Linked DNA regions of Homo sapiens: region 1 is linked to region 2. A link is a loop called in an ENCODE intact Hi-C map of the cell type or tissue named here. Cell type or tissue: heart right ventricle. All regions are shown on one strand. Links, peaks and the distances in the headings refer to the core of each region. The heading gives the core; the rest is flanking DNA.

Evidence for each region. Peaks named below come from ENCODE experiments on the same cell type or tissue, not always from the same donor. Only the 100,000 strongest peaks of a DNase experiment are listed, where the experiment ranks them.
Region 1: a loop joins it to region 2, with 4 times the contacts of the local background. A loop is called at or near these places in 2 of 110 quality-filtered maps.

What each region holds. Positions count from the first base shown.
Region 1 is chr17:48,828,905-48,833,381 of GRCh38, reverse strand. CALCOCO2 (calcium binding and coiled-coil domain 2) reads right to left here and starts at 2,347. Exons shown (of 13, transcript NM_005831.5): 1 at 2,304-2,347. RefSeq lists a silencer at 1,932-2,091 and an enhancer at 1,462-2,343. In heart right ventricle, for the core only: no CTCF peak of the experiment used is centred there; DNase peaks (open chromatin) are centred at 630, 1,921 and 2,371; H3K4me3 peaks cover 2,464 bases; H3K27ac peaks cover 2,849 bases.
Region 2 is chr17:48,035,360-48,039,453 of GRCh38, reverse strand. It overlaps COPZ2 (coat protein complex I subunit zeta 2), which reads left to right and starts at 1,657. Exons shown (of 9, transcript NM_016429.4): 1 at 1,657-1,787; 2 at 2,529-2,603. The coding sequence starts at 1,677. It overlaps MIR152 (microRNA 152), which reads left to right and starts at 2,207; the gene lies at 2,207-2,293. RefSeq lists an enhancer at 491-540. In heart right ventricle, for the core only: a CTCF peak has its summit at 2,326; a DNase peak (open chromatin) is centred at 2,296; H3K4me3 peaks cover 1,713 bases; H3K27ac peaks cover 1,967 bases.

The DNA of each region.
Region 1 (4,477 bases), core at 1-4,000, 790 kb before region 2:
GGTTTCACTATGTTGGCCAAGTTGGTCTCTAACTCCTGACCTCGTGATCCACCCACCTTGGCCTCCCAAAGTGCTGGGATTACAGGCGTGAGCCACTGTGCCCGGCCTTCTGCTTACTTTTCTTTCTAAACGATTAGCAATTAGCAAAAATGGATGAATTGATTTGAATCCCGTTTCTCCCTGGCTATGGCAGAAATGCTTACACATAACCAGCCTTAAAGAATACCAGCAGTGGATACTATGGGTGTGTGTAGATGGCCCTGAAACAGGTAGCAAAAGCAAAGACACAATCACTGGTCTTCAAATTATCGAGCCATTTGCTCTAGCCCAAAATTTCCAAGTTAATTCTAGACCCTTACCTAAAATATGAAAATGTTTCAGAGTGTCTTACAAAAATTTTACACCCCAGGAGGCCTTTATTACTACTCATTAACAATTGTTTGAATTTGCTGTCCAGCTTTTTCTAAACAGGCCCTCATCTCACATCCACACCACCATAGTGCTGGCGCCAGTTCTAGGGGAAGATGGAAAAAATAGTTCTGGGACATCAGGTGCGGGCAACTGGAAACTCTGAAAGGCTCAAAGCTGTGTACTAATCTCCATTTTACTGAGACCATCCACTTTTCCCTTGACAGGGGTGATTCTAACATGCCATGTCCCTGTGACATGGGCAGTGACAGTGTTTGAAGTGTGGTGGAAAGGGGACTAGGCTAACAGCCAAGGGAGCTGGGTTCCTATCTTAGTTCTGCCACTCTGAGAGCTTGGCCAAGTCACAGTACCCTTTTCTGGCCTGTTTCCTCATCAGCAAAATGCATGGCTAAGGCTAGAAAATCTTCAAGGACCTTGCCTGATATAATGATGATCCTAAGTGAAGGAAAAAAGAAGTGAAAGAGTTCATTTAACTCTCTTTTCATCTAAAAATAATTAAGGATACATGACATTCTATCAATACATACTGCCAAATTAAATTTTTGTTTGTTTGTTTTTTGAGACGGAGTCTCACTCTGTTGCCCAGGCTGGAGTGCAGTGGCGCCATCTCGGCTCACCGCACCCTCCGCTGTCTGGGTCCAAGCGATTCTCCTGCCTCAGCCTCCCAAGTAGCTGGGATTACAGGCGCCCGCCACCACGCTCCACTAATTTTTGTATTTTTAGTAAAGACAGCGTTTTGCTATGTTTGCCAAGCTGGTCTTGAACTCCTGACCTCAGGTGATTCTGCCCGCCTGGGCCTCCCAAAGTGCTGAGATTACAGGCGTGAGCCACCGCGCCTAGTCAGCCAAATTAAATTTTTAAAGAGCCACAGATGTACTATCTGACTCGAAAGACAATATGACCTGTTAGTGCCAGGTAACTCAGGATTATCGACTACCTTTTTCAAGGCCCTTTCCATTCCACAGCTGTCATGTCTGCCAAAGGATAGAGTTTCCAGGTCCCTTGAAAATACCTGGGAAACTGAGCCATCTGGATATTCCTTAATCATGTATTCTCCACAAGCTACAAAGACCTACCACATAAAGTCCTTTACTTGCAATGGTGTTTCCAATAATAGAATAAGTTATATTATCCATATTTTACTCAGCTCCAACCATGGTCACTTGTTGGCTTGCATGTGAAGCAAGAATCCAAGTGATAGAAAAGAGTTAACACGTCCAGTGGGGTTGAAATAATATACGAGTGGGAACATTAGCTCCCAAACTAAGCTGGGTCAGTGGTGGAGGGGCAATGGATTAACTGTAGAGGCAGGTCACGACACCGTCTTTCCTCCTGCCTAGAACGTCTTCTCCGACAGCTGCAGCATGCAAAAGGCAAGGCGCTTCAGGGATCAAACCTACTCGTAAAGGGGGACACTGAGGCCCAAAAAGAAAGTAACTTGCTCAGGGTGACGCAACAAGGCTCCACCTCCGCCTCGAAGCCAACGGCGATGACATCCAGGCGAGGGATTACGGAACCACCACAGCCTGGGCCCGCGGGAGGGGACGGGACGCCACGACCCGTGGGGCGGCAGCCGCCGCCTCAAGACCCTCGCCGCCGCCAGGGGTGTCACTTCTTCCCGAGGAGCCTCCCACCCTGCCACACAGCACTGCAGCGCTGCCCTCCGCAAGACAAAACTGCCCCGCAACCCTCCCGGGCCGCGGGAGGGGCTCCAGGGCCTTCAGAACACCACTCCCACTATCACCCCAGAGGGTGAACTGCGGTGAGAACCGAAACTTGCCACACCTCTACCCCCGTGGCCCCTTCTCAGGACTGCAAGTCTGAATGTGGGCACCCCGAGGGCCTAACTGCCCCTTTCCACTTGAGGCACTCACCAGGGACAGCAACCAGCAGCGGCGCGACAGCAACAGGGCAGAGTGGGACGGGGGCGGGGCTAAGCACCCAAGGGAGAGCCCGTCCCGCCTGCCCCGCCCACACGTCACAACGGTCAGCAAGCCCCGCCCCCGCGCGGCGCTTGCTGGGACTTGTAGTGTTCAGGTGACCGGGCCCCAGGAGCGGTCTTCTGCCTTTGATGGCTCTCCTAAGTCCTGAGCAGCAATCTCACCGAAATAAACCTACTTCATCCCCTGGAAGAAGCTGTTTACTTTTCTTTTTTTTCTTTTATACCTTTATTTCTTTTTTCTTTTTCTGTCGTCCAGGCTAGAGTGCCATGGTGCGAACACGGCTTACTGCAGCCCCGACCTCCCGGGCTCAGGTGATCCTCCCACTTCAGCCTCCTGAGTAGCTGGGACAACCACGGTGCCCATACGGCGCCCGCCACCACGCCAGGCTAATTTTTGTATTTTTAGTAGAGATGGGGTTTTGCCATGTTGCCTAGGCTGGTCTTGAACTCCTGGGCTCAAGAGGTCCAGCTGCCTCGGCCTCCCAAAGTGTTGGGATTACAGACCTGAGTCATCGCGCCTGGGCTACATCTTTATGTCTTTCTTCCCTGAATGAGAAAGCTTTATACATTTGAAGGGCCATTAAGAGGTCATCTTCATTTTTCTCCTGGGTCCACTTAACACTACTTCACGAAGAGTCTTTATTTTTTTTGAGACAAGGTCTCACTCTGTTGCCCAGGCTGGTGTGCAGCGGGGCGATCTCGGCTCAGTGCAACCTCTGCCTCCTGAGTTCAAGCTATTCTCGTGCCTCAGCCTCCCCAGTAGCTGGGATTACAGGCACCCGCCACCATGCCCGGCTCATTTTTTTGTATTTTTAGTAGAGACGGGGTTTCACCATGTTGGCCAGGCTGGCCTTGAACTCCGTCTCAAAAAGAAAAAAGAGAATAAACTCATGGCCAGGCACAGTAGCTCACGCCTGTAATCCCAACATTTTGGGTGGCCGAGGTGGGAGATCTCTTGAGCCCAGAAATTTCAGATCATCCTGGACAAGATAGGGAGACCCTGTCTCCACAAAAAATAAAAAAATTAGCCGGGTGTGGCGGTGGGCCCCTGTAGTCCCAGCTACTCAGGAGGCTGAGGTGGTAGGATCACTTGAGCCTGGGAGGTGGAGGCTGCCATAAGCCATGATCACACCACTGCACTCCAGTCTGGGAGACAGAGCGAGACCCTGTCTCAAAAAAAAAAAAAAAAAAAAAAAAAAAGAATAAACTCAGTAAGAAAAGAATTCTGCTAAGTCAATTTAAAGAAAATCCCCCATCCTTAATATCTAATAACCCTGGCCTGCCTTCAACAAGAGTCCTGTTAAGTTGGTTTAACAAGAATCTCCTTTTAGTAATTTTCCATGCAGTGACCCCTCACTCTGCTTGTTGGCTATAAATCCCACTTGTCATTATTGTATTCAGAGTGCAGCATAATCTCCCCTTTGGTCCTGAATAAATTCTTCCTTGCCATTTTAACAAGTTTCAGAATATTTTTTTCTTTAACATCCAGAAGATGTTAAATGCTGTATATGCTGTCTATGAAAGATTAAATTTGGAAGTGCCCCTTCTTCCACTGTTTAAATGTGGAAAGAAATTTTTCTGTGCCATCTCAGGCAGGGGAATGAGCATTCCTTTTTTTTTTTTTTTTTTTGTCGAGACAGAGTCTTGCCCTGTCGCCTAGGCTGGAGTGCAGTGGCATGATCTGGGCTCACTGCAACCTCCACCTCCCGGGTTCAAATGATTCTCCTGCCTCAGCCTCCTGAGTAGCTGGGACTACAGGCGCCCGCCACCACGCCCGGCTAATTTTTGTATTTTCAGTAAAGACGGGGTTTCACCATATTGGCCAGGCTGGTCTTGAATTCCTGACCTTGTGATCCACCAGCCTCAGCCTTCCAAAGTGCTGGGATTACAGGCATGAGCCACCACACCCAGCGGGAATGAGCATTCCTAATCTGCTTCCTCACAAGACTGGTGGCATTCAACTGAGATGAACGGATGGTGGGAAATGATGAGTAAGCCAGGAAGTGGGTCATCCGTCTAAAGTTCAAATCACCTTCTGAGTTACCAAAATAATATCTTCCATTTTAAACTCGGTCTGCAGGGACAAGTGCCCTCAGTATCCTGGAT
Region 2 (4,094 bases), core at 95-4,094:
CCATTGCCCAGGCTGGAGCACAGTGGCATGATCATGGCTCTGCAGCCTTGAACCCCCAGACTCGGGTGATTCTCCCACCTCAGCCTTCTGAGTAGCTGGGACTACAGGTCACACCACCCTACCTGGCTAATTTCTTTGTAGTTTTAGTAGAGACTAGATCTTACCATGTTGCCCAGGCTGGTCTGGAACTCCTGGGCTCAAGCCTTCTGCCCACCTCAGCCTCCCAAAGTGCTGGGATTACAGATGTGAGCCATTGAGCCCAGACTTGAGACCTTGTTTCTACAAAAATAAAAAAAATAAAAAAATAAAAAATTACCTGGGAGTGGTTGCATGCACCAGTGGTCCCAGCTACTCGGGAGACTGAGATGGGAGGATTGCCTGAGCCCAGGAGGTTGAGGCTGCAGTGAGCCCAGATCGAGTCACTGCACTCCAGCCTGGGCAACAGAGTGAGACCGTGTCTCAAACAAGCAATATTAGTAAAAATAATATTTAGAGATTGAAAAAAGTGCAATGAAAGAAAGAAATAGGAACTGAGAGAATGTGACAGGAGAGACCTATCAAGTCAGATATGGTGGCTGTCAGGAGGACCTTTTGGTAATTATATTTCAGCAGAGGCTTGAAGATAAGAAGACTTGATGCATTCAGTGAGGAAAACCCCATTCTGTAACCATCTAGGGTAAGTGACTGTGGTCCACAACATAAGAGGGCTTGAAGAGAAGAATAGGGAAGAAATTTTGAGTCAAAAATCTGGGTTCTATCCCCAGTCAACTAGCTGTATAGTCTTGAAAAGGTCACACAACCTCTGAGTCTCTCTTTGCTTAAAATGAGGGTCCATTATGCCTATCTTACAGGTGTGGGCTATATTAGATAATGGATGTGAAGGTGTCAAATGTAAAATACACGCACAGTGTTTTTACCGGTAAATGCATACGTAGCACTAACATATCACTGGGATGTGAATTTCCCACTTGCCAGTGTACCCTGAAATGAGAGCTTGTCTTAGTTAGACTTAGACCAAAGAAACCAAAACATGCTGCAAAGCCCGATGTCATTGGTGGAGCATTTGTGCTGCTGGGCGTCTGTCTTGCTTCTGATGGTGCCATATCTGTGACTTAGGAGAGCCTGGGGAGGTGTCTCCGGGCCCATGGTTGCCTTCTGCAAGTAGTGAGAGAGGAATGAGAAAGCCTCTTCACAGAGGGGTGTCCCCAGAACTGTCCTCATTTGCTCTTGCTTATAGACCCTGTCCCTGAGATCTAAAGGGTGACCTGACGTATTTGTCCTCATGGTACCTACCAGAGGTCAACAGACAAAAGTGGGCTTTGCTTGTGTTTGCTGCTGGCCCCAGGACAGCCTATAGACACTGGCGCACACCAAAGCCACAGGCCGGAGAGCAGGCAGGAAGCAGGACGAGGGCTGGTCTTGGGGCACCCTGAGGATGCAGAGTTCGGGGATGTAAGGGACTCGGGAAGGAGCCAAGGAGGAGAGAGGGAGAGGAGAAGTGGGGGAAGGAGAGGTGGGGTGAGGGCGGGAGGGGAGATGGGGGAGAACGAGCAAGAGGACGGGGCCCCGAGGAAAGGGAGGCCACGCGCGAGAGGGGGCCGCGGGGCGGCGCGGAGGCGGGGCGGCGGCGGCGGGCAGGCGGCGGGCGGCGCTGTCAGTGCGAGGCGGCGAGCGGAATGCAGCGGCCCGAGGCCTGGCCACGTCCGCACCCGGGGGAGGGGGCCGCGGCGGCCCAGGCCGGGGGCCCGGCGCCGCCTGCTCGAGCCGGGGAGCCCTCGGGGCTGCGGGTACGGAGCGGGCGGGCGCGGGGATCCCGGGCGGCGGGAGCTGGGCAGGGACAGAGCAGGGTTAGGGGGAGCAGCCAACTCAGAACTCGCGCGCCCGGCGGCTGGGAACTTTGTGTCACCCCTGACTGGCCCCAGGACCCGGGAGGAAAAGTTCGTCCCAGCGCCGACCGGAGAGGAGGCCTGTCCTGAGTCCGTCGGCGCGGGGCTGAAGTTCTGGGTCCGTTTGGAGTGGGGGTGGCGGGTGAGTTGCGATTCCGCGGGGAGGGTAAGGAGTGGCCTGTCCGTCCCAGACTCGGCTCCCATCACCGGTGGGTGATGGGCATGCTTCTGGAGTCTACCCGGGCCAGGGCCTGGGGGCGCGCTGATAGCGCAGGTCCAGCCCGGCCAGGGATCAGCTGGAAGAAGGAGGCTCGGCCCGCTGTCCCCCCCGGCCCAGGTTCTGTGATACACTCCGACTCGGGCTCTGGAGCAGTCAGTGCATGACAGAACTTGGGCCCGGAAGGACCTTCTGCACCCAACGGGCACAGCGCCCACTCGGGGCCTGCAGTGGAACATCTGCCTGGGAGTGGAGTGGGCACCTGGGTTGGCCCATGTGGCACAGGGCTGGGCAGAACCAGCTGTGGACCTTGAGGACTGGGGTTGCTGGGGCCTGAGGATGTATCCTAGGGCCAGCAGATCCCATAGACACAGGGTGTCCACCTCGAGTCAGGGGCCAAACGGAACTCTCCTCTCCGGTGTCAGTTGCAGGAACCTTCCCTCTACACCATCAAGGCTGTTTTCATCCTAGATAATGACGGGCGCCGGCTGCTGGCCAAGGTAACCTCTGACCCCACCCATGAGGGACACAGTTCCCACTCAGCTGACACTCCTGTCTCAGGAGAAACTCCACTGTGATCTCTGTGACTCAGGGCAGCTCAGCTTAGACCCCTCCAGAGGTCCTTCTCATCCTCCTGCCTTGTCAAGGTGCTGCTCCCTGAAATGAGGGGTCTCCTCTATTTCTACTCATGTTCCCTGAAATGTTTCCTTATCATCCTGCTACTGGCCAGTTGGACCTGGGCATGGGAAGGTTCTGCCTAATGGGTCAGTGGAGTGTTGAGCCTGGGACCCAGGAGTCTTAGTCCCCAAACCCCCACACAAGTTCTTTTGTTCTTTGGGGTTTGTCTCTAAACCTCCACTTTTGTTCTACAGCTTGGTAAACACTAACGATTTAGTCTAAGGAGTCTAAGGATTTAGAACCAGATGGGATTTTAGAAACTGTATAATCCAACTCTTTAATTTCGTAGATGAAGAAAATGAGGGGTAGAGAAGCTAAGTGAGTTGCCTGAGGTCACAAGTATTAATATCCTAACAGATCCAAACTCAAATTTTATTTATTTACTTATTTAATTTTTTCACTTCTCCCATTTCACAGGTTTCACAGGCAAACTCGGGTTTTTTGACATGAAGCTCAAGGTGGTTTTCACTGTACCCCCATTCAATTAGCTGTTATCTATCCTAGCAAACATGGCCTGAGCGAACCAAACTAAAATAATCCAAAAATAAATTTCTGCTGTCAACACAATTAATTGTAGGGGAGCTATAGCATCTGCATTAGCTATGAAATGCATTATAAGGCCAGGTGTGATGGCTCATGCCTGTAATCCCAGCACTTTGGGAGGCCAAGGCGGGCAGATCACTTGAGGTCAGGAGTTCGAAACCAGCCTGGACAACATGGTGAAACCCTGTCTCTACTAAAAATACAAAGAATTAGCCAGGCATGGTGGTGGGCGCCTGTAATCCCAGCTACTCGAGAGGCTGAGGCAGGAGAATTGCTTGAACCTGGGAGGCAGAGGTTGCAGTGAGCCGAGATCACACCATTGCACTCCAGCCTGGGCAACAAGAGCGAAACTCTGTCTCAAAAAAAAAAAAAAAAAGAAAAGAAAAAGAAAAGAAATGTGTTGTAAGGCCAGGCGCAGTGGCTGATGCCTGTAATCCCAGTACTTTGGGAGGCCGAGGCGGGTGGACTGCTTGAGCCCAGGAGTGCCAGACCAGCCTGGGCAACATGGCACACCCCATCTCTACAAAAAACAAAACAAAACAAAAACAAAAAACAAAAAAACGAAAATTAGCCGGGCGTGGTGGTGTGTGCCTGTAGTCCCACCTACTCGGGAGGCTGAAGTGGGAGGATTGCCTGAGCCCGAGAGGTTGAGGCTGCAGTGAGCCATGATCGAGCTACTGCACTCCAATCTGGGTTATAGAGTGAGACCCCATCCCAAAAAATAGATTTTCTGTTTGTTTATTTGGAACTGAAAGTTTTTTGTTTTTATG